2 separate regions of the Homo sapiens genome follow, and region 2 is linked to region 1. A link is a contact called in ENCODE Hi-C data. All regions are on one chromosome and are shown on one strand. Each heading gives the region's core, a stretch centred on a gene start or an enhancer-like site at or near the end of the contact. The rest is flanking DNA. Distances are from core to core; before and after follow the strand shown.

What was found. A loop is a pair of places that touch in the nucleus more often than their neighbours do. Pooled maps may share reads with other maps.
Region 2: a loop to region 1 is called in a map of transverse colon, with 6 times the contacts of the local background. The contact joins two enhancer-like sites. A Hi-C loop is called at or near these places in 6 of 168 maps with a recorded cell type or tissue (ascending aorta, esophagus muscularis mucosa, posterior vena cava and 3 more) and 7 of 50 pooled maps.

What each region holds. Positions count from the first base shown.
Region 1 is chr9:87,029,289-87,036,919 of GRCh38, reverse strand. The region is part of intron 1 of LINC02893 (long intergenic non-protein coding RNA 2893); the gene reads left to right. Among named protein-coding and RNA genes, the nearest start is that of LINC02893, 9.0 kb to the left of the region's middle. RefSeq lists an enhancer at 237-3,485. Within about 2 kb of position 2,684, at least 6 of the 41 ENCODE cell types and tissues checked have a DNase peak (open chromatin) inside an H3K27ac peak, as active enhancers do.
Region 2 is chr9:87,119,462-87,127,092 of GRCh38, reverse strand. No RefSeq gene overlaps it. Among named protein-coding and RNA genes, the nearest start is that of LINC02872, 25 kb to the left of the region's middle. Within about 2 kb of position 3,977, at least 2 of the 41 ENCODE cell types and tissues checked have a DNase peak (open chromatin) inside an H3K27ac peak, as active enhancers do.

The sequences.
Region 1 (7,631 bases), core at 1,435-3,934:
ACATTAAAGTTTAAGAAATATCAGTCAAATTTATATAACTGTTAGGTGGCATGTTGGTGAAATACTTAGAAATGCCAAGGCACTATAAGTGGACCTTAGTTTTCTATTTCTCATTGTACATAAATCTGCCTCTTGCATTGCACCAATGCACTGATTGGCCATATATAGAGAACTAGGGGAGCTGGCATGGTCTGGCTCTCCTCCAGTTAATATTTATATATGGAAAGACTGAGTCAGCAGTATATGAGCTTTGCGATCTTTTTTATGAAAAGAAAAAAAAGTATCTTATTCCTGAAAGTTAAACCTTAGCGATGTGTTTATTGTTGGAGAAACATATACTACATTGAAGGAAAATTGATCTCTAGATTTTTGTTGCCATAGTTAAAAAAAAAATTCTTAACAGTTATAAAAGAAGGTTAAAGACAGGGTTTTTGTCCCCTACCTCACAAAGATGACATGCATGTAAGGTTCACTGTAGGAGGGCAGCGCAGGGCAGAATGAGCTTCCTAAACATGTGGGGAGAAACCAAGGCTCCCACTCAGGACTGGGCACCTGGGCCTGTGAGCACGAAAGGAGCATCGGATCAGGCTCATTGTACATTTCTGGCTTGGAGCTGGCTGACCCTTTCCTTCTTGAGGTTTTGTCAAGGGGTTTCCAGTTTTCCTAATTAACTATTAATGAGGTGGGTGTAATTTATTGACTAGGGCGAGGTAAACTAGCTGTGCCTGGAGTTGAGTTATGTTTCCTGAGGGAAAAGAAAACTTATGAAATAAATCATTCTCTCTTTAATTAGCAGCTTTGGCTAGCTCACTTGAAATGACTGCGCAAAATGTGAAAAGAAGCCAGAAGTTTAGTCAGAAATCTAAACGTGGGTCTCATTTGCTGCTTACTGAGAGATTTATGCAGTTCAGGGTGAATGTGTCGGGGGACCTGGGTGAGTTGCATGAAGCACCGTAATGAAATGTTCTCCTTCTGCTATGACTCTGGACAAAGCCTGAAGTAGGTTCCTTCCTTCTTTATTCCAGTGCATGCTCCAAATGGAAAAAGCCAGAGGACCCCAGATAGAGGAGGGGAACTAATTAATGTGTTTTCCAACCTTTTAGCTTTATCTTCCTGTCAACTTATCTGCACCATTAGGTCTATGTATCATTTTTACTTTCTTAACACAGAGTGCCTATTCTCTGACTTTAATACTACAAGCTATTGGATATAACTGCACCCAAGGTGGAAGCAAACCTTTATGTATTGATCAGTACAGGAAAAAATATATTTGTTGTTTCAGTTCTGGTCAGCATTCATTGGGTGCCTACTAGAACGTGTCAGATACTGTACTAGGGGGATGTAAAAATGACTCTACCCGGTAGGGGATCATAGATGCTGGGGGGAGAAGAATCTTTGAGAGTTCATGAGAAAAAACAAAACAAAACTGATTATGAAGTTTTAACTTTCTCAACAGACTAAGAGTAACCGAGATAATTTTCTTCATCTCACAATATTGATCATGCTTAAAAGCTCAAAAGAACATTGACCCCTTGCCTTCCCCCAGTTACTATCTCCAGCCTAAAAACTGCATGAGGAAAATGTATTCATTCTTCTTCCTGGTATTTCTCAGTAGAGCCTATTAGATTTTTTCAAGGTAGAGCCCACTCACACCTTGAGAGTGAGTTTCAATTTGAACCTGCCCTTTCTGGGGTTAGAATCCACCTTCTATGGCCAAACACGGTTTTCTGCCTTGAAGAAGAATGACCTGACAAGCTTTGTGGACACCCAGTGGCTCACTGAAACGTTTTGACGAATGAATCAAAAACATATGGATTACGTTTTCTTGAACATACTGGTGATTTTCACAGAAAATGAATTTGGCCCCAAGCATTTTGTTCTCCTGAACTTTCCGTCTGGACTCCAAACATTAGCAGGAGGCTGGGCAGAGATGTAGTTGGCCCAGTGTTTTCGGGCTGATATGTGGATTTTATTAAAACCTGCAGCTTCTTTCCTGACTCCTTGTTTGAACGTTTTTGTGAGGGGTCCGCTGCAGATGAGCACACTTTTAGCTTCTCAAAGTCATCCCTTTCCCCAAATGGCGACCTTTTTACTCCTTGGAAACAGAGGAAAGAAGAATTCCCATGCTTTCCTAGGAAAGGCTCATTCCCCTATCTCAGACCTCTAGGAACAAAATTACCCCCACACGCTACCATTTTAAAAAGAACAAAACAAAAGGGTTCTGGGAGCCTTTTTCCTGCCACAGAGCTATTATGAAAATCTAGCTCATGTTTCTATTTCGATCCCATTCACCTTTGTCAGCTAATACTTCATATTCATTAAATCCAAACCTTGACACTCCAGGTTCTTTTCCGTGCCTTGGTGTGGAAGAAAGAACCAGCTTTTCCCAGAGGCCGACATCTTTCCTCGTCCCCTTGACTAAAGCCACTCTGCCCACCTGCTGCCGAGAAAGCAGAGGCCAGTTCAAACCTGGGCATGGCCCTTGCGGAACAGGGGCTGAGAGCTCATTTGAAGAAGAACAGACCACTAATAAATCTCATGGTCATTACCCTTTATGCATACTTGTTCTAATAGGTGTCGCAGATTCCTGCCTCCTAATAAGGAAAGGAAGTAGAAAAACACATAAATTCTCTCAAGGGAGTCAGACAGCCTGAAGCCACACTCGACAGCTGCAAACGTTACCATGAGCACAAAAGCAAAACAGGGCTTAAAAAAGTGATACATTGCCAGGGATTTTGGCAAGATTTCCTTGAATCCAGACTATGTTTTGCATTGTTTCAGTTGAAAAGAAGAACAGCACTCCTGCCTGCCACATGTGATGGAATTTGGAGATTAAATAAACAACGGTGTTAATTGATCTAAAAGGGCTTGATTGAAAGCATCCTAACATTTCCCTTTACCTTGTTTTGTTTGTTTGCCTGCTTGCATGATTATTTTTTTCTTTCTTTCTTTCTTTCCTTCTTTCTTTCTTTCTTTCTTTCTTTCTTTCTTTCTTTCTTTCTTTCTTTTCTTTCTTTTTTCTTTTTCTTTCTTTCTTTCTTTCTTTCTTTCTTTCTTTCTTTCTTTCTTTCTTTTCTTTTCTTTCTTTCCTTCCTTCCTTTCTTTCTTTCTCTTCCTTCCTTCCTTCTCTCTTTTTCTTTCCTTTAAAAAACCTTAGCAGTTCAAGTTAGAGGTGTTTTTTTCTTTTCTTTTTTTTTTTTTTTTTGCCTCCAATGCCACCACATCATTCAGTCTAACTATTGAGCATTGCAGGTTTACTCAGGGGACAATTCTTGCCCTCCCCACCCCCTCTTCCCTTCTTCTTTTCTGGATTTACTTTCTCTGGGATGGTCTGGAGATTTGCTAGAGATGTACTGCCTACATATGTGGTGACTGCAAAAGGGGAAATTCATGTGCCTGTTGAAAAGGCCATTAGTCTACCCCATGAGAATTTAAGGGCTTATGAAGAAAATCCATCAGAATATTTAAGGCCAGAGTTCAAAGGGGACCCAAACATCCAGAGCAGCAGATATAAATTGCTGCACATTCTGATTTTGTCCAAATTTGTTAACTAAGACTGAGTCTTTCCTATGAGCTAGAATTAATTTTCCACAAAGAATACATTCTAGACTTTATTTCACAATTATTTCATTTCATTTAGTCTTGTTCACACTGATTTTAGGAAGTTACTTTTGAGAAGAATGCATGATTCTGAGCTTGGGTTTTTGTTGTTGTTTATTTTTAAAGTAATTTGTTTCATCTAATTTTGCACAAATGGAAGCTGAAATATTGCATTGCTAGAGGGTCTCTTATTCACATAAGAAGCAGAACTCCACAGAATTCCATGTCTTCATTAAATAATCAGAAAGGGCTTTCATCCATTACTTGGCATATTTTAATGCTTGTACTGAAAGGCAGCATCAAATAAATGCTCTATTTCCTCCCCGATTGGGACCTATTTCCATTTTTCTAACCAGAAACTTAGTCTAGGAAGACATGAAGTCAGGCCTCAGCTCCATTTTCTAGCATCCAGCCGGTATTTTTCTTTCTCTATTTTGTATCATAGGATAATCAAGGTATTTTACAGAGTTTCACATTTCTCAAAGGCCACATAGGCAGACATGGTAAACAAAATAGCTAAAAATCCTAGGTCCAGTGGTTTTCAAAATGTTTCAAGAAACTCAAAGATTCCATAATCATGCTTCAGATGTTGAAAACTTCAATTTCAAATTAATAGCTTATGGAAAACTATGGCAATCTCTATTAAAATTAAAAATACATACAATGTTTGACCTAGCACCTATACTTTGGTGGAATCCTTCCATTAGAAATAAAATGCCTCAGTACATTAGGATGGATGGATCTATCTATCTATCTATCTATCTATCTATCTATCTATCTATCATCTATCTATATTTATCTATCACCCATCTTCCTATCCATCCATCTGTCCATCTATCCACACACACACAGGATTATTAGAACATTGTTTACTTTATTAAGGAGCTGGAAACAATCTGAATAGCTAGTAATAGGGTAAAGACTGAAAACATGGTGTCCCATCCTTGCAGGATATTTCTGATGTATCATTAAGTGAGACCCTCCATAAATAAATGATACAGGTATTTAAAGATGCCGGTCCTCATCCACAATCACAGATGAAACATTCTTTTCTCTCTCAAACATCTTTATTGTCCTTATTTTTGCTGACATTTAGCTTTCATGCCTTCAGCATAAAGGAGTTTTAGGTAAGATTTAATTAAAAAAAAAAAAGCCCTACCAGATAATGAGCCCTTCAGAGAAAGAGAGGAACACAGCTGGAAGGGGCCATGGGCATCTCACCTCCATTGGTAATGTTTCATTCTTAAGGTGATGGTTACTACAAGAGTAGTCATTATGTCAGTCTTTATATTCTTTTGCATGTCTGAAACATTTCTCTTTTTTGAGACAGGGTCTCACTCTGTCACCCAGGCTGGAGTGCACTGATGCCATCTTGGTTCACTGCAGCCTTAACCTCCTGGGCTGAAGACATCCTTCCACTTCAGTCTCCCAAGTAGCTGGGATTACAGGCACCCGCCACCACACCCGGATAATTTTTTGTACTTTTTTTGTAGAGACGGGGTTTCACCATGTTGCCTAGGCTGGTCTCAAACTCTTGGGCTAAAGGGATCCACCTGTCTTTGCCTCCCAAAGTACTGGGATTATAAATGTGAGCCGCCGTGCCTGGCCTCATAATTTTTAAAAAGATAGTTGAGCTTTAAAATGTGCAGAAGTTCCTAGGCTGGAACTTCATAATCATAATCATCATGGGAAATTCATAATCATGGGAAACATAATCATGGGAAGTTCATAATCATCATGGGAAACAGAGGGTAAGAGGAGCTATCACAATAAATCCAAGGATATCACACCTATCTTCAACATCTAGGCTTCCCTACCGTCCTCCATACAAGACATCCCAGAGAAGCAAAATCATTTAACTTTTAGACATATTACAGTATGCTGATAATTACAGCATAAGAGATAACATTGACATTAATTAGCTAAGAGAGATTTAGCTATGATTATGGTCAAACATAGGTCACATTTCTATTTGCTGTGTTGGAAACATCATAACTGCTTATCAAGATAGACACATAGAGCATCATCTCATAGAAAAGTCGGCTGACATCTGATCATGTCCTAGTGCCCAGGGGCAGGCTGAGTAGAAGTACTGTCTCCCAACTATACCATAGTGACACAGAGAAAGCATTGAACCCACGATTCTGGAATCAGATACATGGATTACAGAAGTAAATGATGGTAGAACTATCAGGTATAATCTCTGCCTTTTGCAGGAATTTTTTTTTTTTTTTTTTTTTTTTGAGACGGAGTCTCGCTCTGTCGCCCAGGCTGGAGTGCAGTGGCGCAATCTCAGCTCACTGCAAGCTCCGCCCCCAGGTTCACGCCATTCTCCTGCCTCAGCCTCCCAAGTAGCTGGGACTACAGGCGCCCGACACCACGCCCGGCTAATTTTTTGTATTTTTAGTAGAGACGGGCTTTCACCATGTTAGCCAGGATGGTCTCGATCTCCTGACCTCGTGATCCACCCACCTCGGCCTCCCAAAGTGCTGGGATTACAGGCGAGAGCCTCCGCGCCCGGCTGCAGGAATTTTTAAGGGAGCAGATCCATGAGTTTGAATGGCCTGTGGTAATTGCAGTTGGCTGGAGACACAGTTTTTCCTCCAGACCTGGCTTTCTGACTCCCATTGCAGTTCCTTTTCACTATATTACACTTCACACCGTCAATCACAGGGCCTCGCCCAGCTCACTTGAATCAAATAATCATCCTAAGATATCAGTTTGCTTAATTATATTTAATTTCCCAAACTTCCTTCTGGGATAGGAAGCAAAATTCAACTGGGTATGGTTTTTCTCTTGTAAATATTTAGAGGAACTGTACTGAGTGTTAGAATAAGTGTCTATTTCTAGTCAGAGAAAGTTGCCTTTCAGTGGTGATGAACCAAGGCCATTTGCCATCCAGAACAAGCCATGTAGCTCTGGAACGAGCTGTTAACATCTAGATTGTGCTGCTCCACTTTTTAAAGAACTCAGAGTATAACTCTACAAGTTTCTTTATGATCATGGTATCTCCCCCTGCCAGGTAAGTATAAAAAGTTAATTCAATTAGAGTTTATGGCAGTCATCAAATAAGGTCAGTGTTGCTAACTAGATCTGTTTATTATTTTAGTCGTCATTTATATATGATGATTTAATTTTAATTAACCTGGATGCATTGTATTGTAAAATGTTCTGGTTCTGTATAGCAGGGTGGGAAGGGAATTATATTGCTGACTTGCATTAAAGTCAGCACTAAGAGGCAGGTTTCTAGTAGAAAGAACTCAGGCAGACACACAGGCCTCAGATGGGTCCACTACAAAAGGGGGAGGAGAAGCAGAAAGAGGAAGTTGGCTCTTAAAGAAGGAAAGAGAACAAAGGAGAGGCAAGCACAGAGAACATGATAGAATTAGACATAAGCAGACTGTTCAGAGAAATGAGATTCAGAAAAATAGAAAAGCACGTGCAGACAGCTTCTGAGTAGTAAAACTGTGTTGTATTCTGCTTTGTTTTATCACAAAGACTCATTCTTTTTATTATTATTATTATTATTATTATACTTCAAGTTCTAGGGTACATGTGCACATTGTGCAGGTTTGTTACATATGTATACATGTGCCATGTTGGTGTGCTGCACCCATTAACTCGTCATTTACATTAGGTATATCTCCTAATGGTATCCCTCCCCCCTCCACCCACCCCACAACAGGCCCCAGTGTGTGATGTCCCCCTTCCTGTGTCCATGTGTTCTCATTGTTCAATTCCCACCTATGAGTGAGAGCATGTGGTGTTTGGTTTTTTGTGCTTGCCATAGTTTGCTGAGAATGATGGTTTCCAGCTTCATCCATGTCCCTACAAAGGACGTGAACTCATCATTTTTATGGCTGCATAGTATTCCGTGGTGTATATGTGCCACATTTTCTTAATCCAGTCTATCATTGTTGGACATTTGGGTTGGTTCCAGGTCGGTCTTTGCTATCGTGAATAGTGCTGCAATAAACATATGTGTGCATGTGTCTTTATAGCAGCATGATTTATAATCCTTTGGGTATAAG
Region 2 (7,631 bases), core at 2,728-5,227, 89 kb before region 1:
TTAAAACAAAAGAAAAATAAAGTGTGTGTGTGTGCACGCGCACACACACACACACACACACACACTGAAGAAAAGCAGAGGGATAGAATCAGGGAGACCTTAGAAGACTGCTGCAGTAATGTTGGCAAGGAATGATGAAAGCAGAAAAAGAAGGGGATTGAGAAGTGACTAGATTCTGAATATATTCCAAAGACAGAGCCATGAGTAACTAACACTATATTGGAAGCAGGATCTGGGAAGAAAAGGCGTCAAGGAAGGGAGGCTTCAAGGATTTGGGCTTGAACAACAGGAAAGATGGAGTTATTTAAGTGGAGTTATTTACTGAAATGGGAAAGATGGGGGTAAAGCAAATTTGGATTGGGTAATAAGAGTTCATCTTTGGACATGCTAAGTTTAAGGTATTTATTTTCTATCCAAGAAAGCAGGTAGATAAATAAGTCTCAAATTCGGGAGAACGACCCAGGCTGCTGATAGACATTTGTGAGCCATTTAGCAAGCAAATGGCGTTTACTAGAGATTATATGGAGAGTCTGTATAGACAGAGGAGGGTGGAGACTAAAGGACTGGCCTCTGGAACACAACAACATTTGGAGGTTGAGGGAGGAACAAAAATCCAAGCTGGGCATGGTGGTGCATACTTGTAGTCCCAGCTACTCAGGAGGCTGATATGGGAGAATTGTTTGACCCCAGGAGGCTGAGGCTGCAGTGAGCTATAATCACACCACTGCACTGCAGCCTGGGAGAGACAGAAAGATTCTGTCTCTAAAATAAAAAAAGAAGAATCAAATAAAAGTTATAAGAAGGTAATCATATGAAAAGAAAACTAGGAGTAAATGGTGCTTTAGAAGCCAAGAGCAAAAAAATGTACTTCAAGGAGAAATGATCAACTGGCATAAATTCTGCAGCTAAACCAAGAAAGAAGTAAGAAATAAACAGGAAGGCTGCGGTAGACAATCGGTTGAACCTGGGAGGCGGAGGTTGCAGTGAGCCCAGATTGAGCCACTGCACTCCAGCCCTGGTGACACTGTGAGACTCCATCTCAAAAATAAATAAATAAATAAATAAATACATAAATAATAAATAAATAAATAAACATTGGATTGGATTGACAGGAGGTTTAGTGGAGTGATAGAGGTAAAAAGCTCTTGGAATGTGTTCAAGAGAGGATCAGAAGAGATAATGTAGAAATAATAAATTTAGAAAATTATTTGGGTAAGTTTTTCTACAAAGAGTAGAGAAATGGGGCAAGTAGTGGGAGGGGGAGATGCTGTCAAGGGACAAGAGGACATGAGGGATGAGAAGCTATGAAAAGATGGAGGGAGCAGTGGTTAGAGGTCCTAGGAGATCAAAGAGTTGGAGTTTGGTTACTGAGGTGTGATCAGAAAAGACAGGAGATGATGGTCAGAAAGTGGAAAGCTTGGCCGGGTGCACTGGCTCATGCCTGTAATCCCAGCACTTTGGGAAGCCGAGGCAGTGGATCACCTGATGTCAGGAGTTCGAGACCAGCCTGACCAACATGGTGAAACCCCGTCTCTACTAAAAATACATAAAATTAGGTGGCATGGTGGTGGGCGCCTGTAATTTCAGCTACTTGGGAGGCTGAGGCAGGAGAATAGCTTGAACCCGGGAGGCGGAGGTTGCAGTGAGCTGAGATTGCGCCATTGCACTCCAGCCTGGGTGACAAGGGCAAAACTCCATCTAAAAAAAAAAAAAAAAAAAAAGTAGAAAGCTTGGCTTGAAATCAGGATCATGGAAGAGACACAATTAATGGTAATGAGAAGGTCTAGAGGAGGGTTGGATTGGATAGGTGAGAGTGGAAGCAAGCTCATGGGAGGTAAGGAAGAAGAGGGAGAATTAAGAAACTAAATTATTGAAAAATTTTTTTCTGTGGATATTGAAATCTTGAAGAATCATAACAGGAGTAGTAGTGGGGAGAATGGCAGTGAAATAAAGAATAAACTCAACTCTTCAAGAAATAAGGAGGAGTGACTAGGCGGTCTGTGGATGACTGTCCCAAGGAGAAGCAACTTGTGGCGCAGTCTCGTGGCCTGAACTTCAGAGAAGCTGAGGTGGGGCGGGAAAGGAAGGGTGTGACGACAGGAGGATAAATGGCCTAGATCAAGGACACGTACCTCACCTCCGGCCTCAGTGGCATGCAAGGGGGAAACTTAAAAAACAAATAGGAAGGTAAATAGCCATCCCCTTGAGGAGGCTGGAAGGGAAGCAGTGTATACAGGGCAAAGCCAGTTACCAATTAAATACAGTTGATTCTCAATAAATTTAAAAAAAAACATTAATTAATTATTTGCTTTCAACCTCTTCAATATAAAAGCAAAATAAAATCTAGCTATGTCCAAAATATTCATTTTTTGGTTCAACATTGTTGCACAAAACTTTCTAAAAAGTAATTAGTAACCCATTTTCGAGACAGGAAAAGCAAATGGCTTACAAGTTTTTAGAAACCAATCTTTGTGCTGGTGGAATACAGACGAAACTTAAAATGTTCTAGTAGTGACCTCTAAGACCCCAAATGCTCATTGACTGGCATAGGCATTTGGGGGAAATTCTGAGGTGACAGAAATGTTCTAAATCTTCATCAAGCTAGTGGCTATATAAGTGTGTATTCAGAGGTAAAATTCACTTAGCTGTATACTTAATATTTCTGTACTTTAAAAAATATATGCAAATCCTACTTCAATAAAACAAAATGAAAACAATGTGAAATTGATGAATGCTATGGGGGTTTCTCTATGAGGAATGTTCACTTTGTCGCATTATGGGAGACAGACAGAGGGAAATATGGGTGACCTTCTGAACTCATGCATGAAGATAAAAATGCTTGATCACAGCAGCTCTTCTTTGTGCTGGCCTTGGCATTTAAGACCTGGTTGTATTTTTTCCTTCTCTCCCGATTTCAGGTAAAACTAACAGTCTTCCAAGTCACTGAGTAAACCCTTATATTTTATTTCAGAATGGTTTGTCTTGGCTAAATGAAGTTATATTCATGTCTGTGTGTGCATCTGCATGTGTGTGTGCGCACGTGAGTGCACATACATCTATGTTTGCTCATGGAGCATGAAGAGCCAGCCAGTTATTTTATGTTATTGTCATTTTACTGGTCTTAAAATAAATGAGTTTATTTGGATTTCTAGAAATGAAACTGCCTACTTGATATAGCTGTTTGGGACATGAGCTTTCTACAAATGTTTGCCTTGTCTATGGAAACTGCAAGGAAGAAGATAGCATAAACAAAGTTTTAAAAGAATAAAATGCTACTAAAAGCTAGATTTTTATGTGAATGTCCATCTATTTTTAGAAGCCCTTAAAGTTCTTCATTATCCTTATCTGCAAGATTTTCTTGATTTAAAAAAAAGTCTGCTTTTTTTATTTTCTTTCAACCTCTTCAATATAAAAGCAAAATAAAATCTAGCTATGTCCAAAATATTCATTTTTTGGTTCAACATTGTTGCACAAAACTTTCTAAAATTTTTCATTCTTGAAGATCATCTTCAGTTTTCTCATCTGTAGAGTCAGATGCAGTCAGAGCTGGAAAAGCAGAGTGCGAAATGATCTGGGGCGACTTGGGGATTCTCCTTACATCCTGTTCTGTGCCTAGGGAATGTAGGTTTGGGGAGGGAGTCAATTCCTCCACCAAATATGAGCCTGAAGTATGCTTTAATTAGAACACTACAATGATGTATTTCAGATCTGGGTTAATCTTTCCTTTCTGGATAAAAAATGGTGTGCTATTATTTTCTTCATTTGCTTTTGAGAATATTGTGTTGGTTAAATACAGAGAAATGTGTTTGGGGAAATACCGGGCGTGCCTCTTGCTCCTTGTTCTGTCTTGACTTCCTCTGAACCTCACCAGATGCCTCTGTGGCCCATTTATGAATCAACATAAATTCTACTTCTCTCTTGATGATTCATGATAGTCTTACAGCAAAGTTTGATTTTCCTGAAGTCTTGATTAAAGGGGGGAACAGGATGACTAATTATCTCCTTCACGTGGTAACTGTGCAGGGAAATGAAGCCTCCACCATAGCCCACATCCGTGAATCTGTTTTTAGTCCATGTAACTATGATTTACACACAGAACTGATTCTTAAAGAGGCTGAATGCCTGTTTTCCATATACTCTACTCCTCAAAAATAGAAAAGTGAATGAGAGAGAGAAAAAAGAAAAACCAGAATGTTATCACACTAAAGGCCTTTTTTTCTTCATTCAACTCTGCTTCATTTTGACACACCTCACTAGTCTTGACTCAGTATCCACTTGTTGAGTTCACTTATTGAAAATAAAAATACCTTCACAAAAATGTTTCAGTGCCATAAAGTGAAAGGGCCCTTACTTCCCCCCAGAAATTTCCAGAAAAAGTGCCTCGAGAGCTATAAACATCCATACCCTTCTCTGGGTCTGGGGCTGGTGGATCCTGGACAGTAAATCACTGCCAAGGCCCAAGAAAGAGAGTGGCCCGTGGGCAGAGATATTCAGAATGCTGACATTTTAAGGGCTTTTGTAGGGGAAAATGATTTGCAAGTGTTTGGCAAACAAAAGCTCTGTGTAGCTGCATGTCACTTTCGAAGTCAACTTTAGGCTCCTGCAACTTTCGTGTTTATGAGAACGGAAGACCATGATTTAGCCTGATGCAGATGAAAAACTCCTTGTTGCTCTGTGTACAAAGGTTGAGGCTAAGGACCCAGAAGTGGGGTATATAGCCATGAAAACCAGCTGGAGCCTCAGAGAAATGGGGCAAAATCCAGAGGAAAGCAAGCAGAACTTCTTACAGAGGAAATTTACTTGGTCTCACTATTTTGATTGCCTTTGGGCTACTCTCCATAGACATGGACAAGGGCTTTGCAGGTGAAGTGGGGTCAGTTGATGGAGCTCTCAGGCATGTGCACCCCTAGTTGTGTAAAGGGGGTAGAAGTTGATAAGCAGGCTGGGAGAAAAGGTGGTTTTTTTAAATAAGTTCGGACTAAAATGAAAACAATCCATCAATTATTCAACACGAGATGATAGAAATACACTGAGTAAAAAGAGGGCTCAGGTTTCCATTCCTGTGGGAATCCCGGGCTGAAAATGAAGAATCTACTAGCAAACACAAACCAAGAAATCCCAGGCAAGTAAGATAATCAGATAATTTTTAGAAATTATTTATTTATCTATTTATTTTTTGAGATGAAGCCTCGCTCTGTTGCCCCGGCAGGAGTGCAGTGGCACTATCATAGCTCACTGCAGCCTCAACCTTCTGGCCTCAAGTGATCCTCCTAACCCAGCCTCCTGCATAGGTGGGACCATAGTCACGCACCACCATGCCTGGCTACAATCATCTAGATAATTTTTAACAACCGATTTTGATAGTGTCAATGAAAGTTACTTAGAAAACCAATTATTTCCTTGTAGAGAGGAGGAGACTGGGCCAGTCACTTAAGCTTTCCCAACATGCAGCCAGAGATAATCACCCAGGCCCCCTTGATGCCTGGTCGAGGGCTCTCTGTCCACTCCAGTAGACAAGGCCCATCAATGAACAAACAATTTCTGACACTCAGAAACCAGCATTCCTAATAAGAAGATGCATGCCCCTGTCCACTTTCCTTTCACCATGATTTTCAGCCTGACTTTGCAGTCTCTTTTCTCCTTCAAATATTTCTTTAGAATTGGGAGGTTATGGAGGGTTAGAGAAGGCGAGGGAATAATTCAGAGAATTTTAAGGGAAGGTCTAGAACATCCCATTTCCTGGCCTCTTTTATAGATAGTAATTAAAAAAAAAACAATGCTTCTGGAAGGAATGTTGAAATGCAGATTCTGATGCATGAGGTCTGGGATGGGGCCTGAGAGTCTGGATTTCTACCAAGATCCTGGGGGACACTGACATGGCTGATCCACAGCCCACTCTGCTGAGTATCAAGGCTTGAGATTAAGTGCCTAGCTTCAGACTACATTAGTCAGTGGTTACTCTAGTGGCCATAATAAATACCAATTAATTTTAGATGGTTCAGAGCCATGCAACTTCAAGCAAGTTTTTAAAACCCCCTGAGTTGCGTTTTCCTCACCTATTCACCCTTTTGAATAGTTGAGGGGATAGCACGGTCTTCATACTGATCTTTTTTTCACAAAGGAAGAGCAGGGTATGAAAAAATATCGAATCAGGAGCCCCTGGGTGACCTAGCCATGTGACCAGAGGAGATACTTTGGACCTCAGTTTGTTTTTCTGAAGTGAGATGTTGGCCTTGGCCACCTTTCAGATTCCTTCTGGCTGGAACTGTTTACCATCCAGAACATAATATTCTTAGTTTAAAGAAATGTAGTGACGTGCGGTCGTGCTGTCTTTCTGTTTGCAGCATATCAATAGTCCATTTAATGCCAAGTTCTTGACCAGGAACACAGACCCATAATTATGCATAATTTCTGTGGGAAAAATTGTTCAGCTTTCTTGCTCCACTTGATGACATATTTTTCCAAGAACAAAGGGGAGGGAGGAGAGTGATGGCAGCTGTAGATTCGTAACCTTCTGATGAGTGGGAGTCTTCAGGTTTTACCCTTCTTTTGTTCTGTCACCCAAGCGGAGCTCTCTAACTCTTGGATGTAACCCCATGAGATCACCACAGGTCCCTTAATCACAAATTATTCTGAGAACAATCTGTAGTCACTGCATACTCACGTTGGCCACAGTACATGTAAGTGTTTGGCTACCTCATAAGGTAAAGAATCTCAATACTACCCTGTTTTCTCGAAAAAGGAAATTTGGACATGTAGGGTGCCCTCCTGCTTCTTCATAGAGAATCATCCAAGAACAACTCATGCCCCTCTCAGGGAAGTGCTCTCTGGGATCTTCCCTAATGACAATTTCTTTTTTTAAGACAGAGTCTTGCTCTTTTGCCCAAGCTGGAGTGAAGTGGCATGATCTCGGCTCACTGCAACCTCCACCCCCAGGTTCAAGTGATTCTCCTGCCTCAGCCTCCCGAGTAGCTGGGATTATAGGTGCATGCCACCAAGCCCGGCTAATTTTTGTATTTTTAGTAGAGATGGGGTTTCACCATGTTGGCCAGGCTGGTCTCAAACTCCTGACCTCAGGTGATCCACCCGCCTTAGCCTCCCAAAGTGCTGGGATTACAGGCATGAGCCACTACACCCGGCCCCTAATGACATTTTGCATATGTATGACAGATGCCATCTTGACAAACTACATTTCCTTCCATCGCATGTGTCCTCACAGTAACCCCGAGAATCTGGTCTCCTCCCCTCCTTCTACAGAGGAAGAGTGAGGGCTCCGTGTGGCGAGGGGTCTGCTTGCGGTGCTGCCCAGAGCGTGGAGGGGCCGGCCAGGGCTGCACTTCAGGCCTCCTTGTTTCCTGTCCTGCGTTTCCTTCATTCCACCAAGGCCATGATTCTGACATCCTGCGAATGCCCTGTGAAGATGTCCTCATGAAATATATGCTCCTTGCTAAGTCTGTTTACTTCTGACTCTGTGGAAAGATTTTAGAGATGTTAGTAACTTTTTTTCTTTTCTAAAGTCCCTATGGAGAAGTGATTGTATCTGTAGTGCTGCCTTTCTAGGCCCTGGAAGGAATCCAAAGCTGTCACTGTGTTTTCCATCTGGCCCATTATCAAGAATCTCTGCTGCTTAC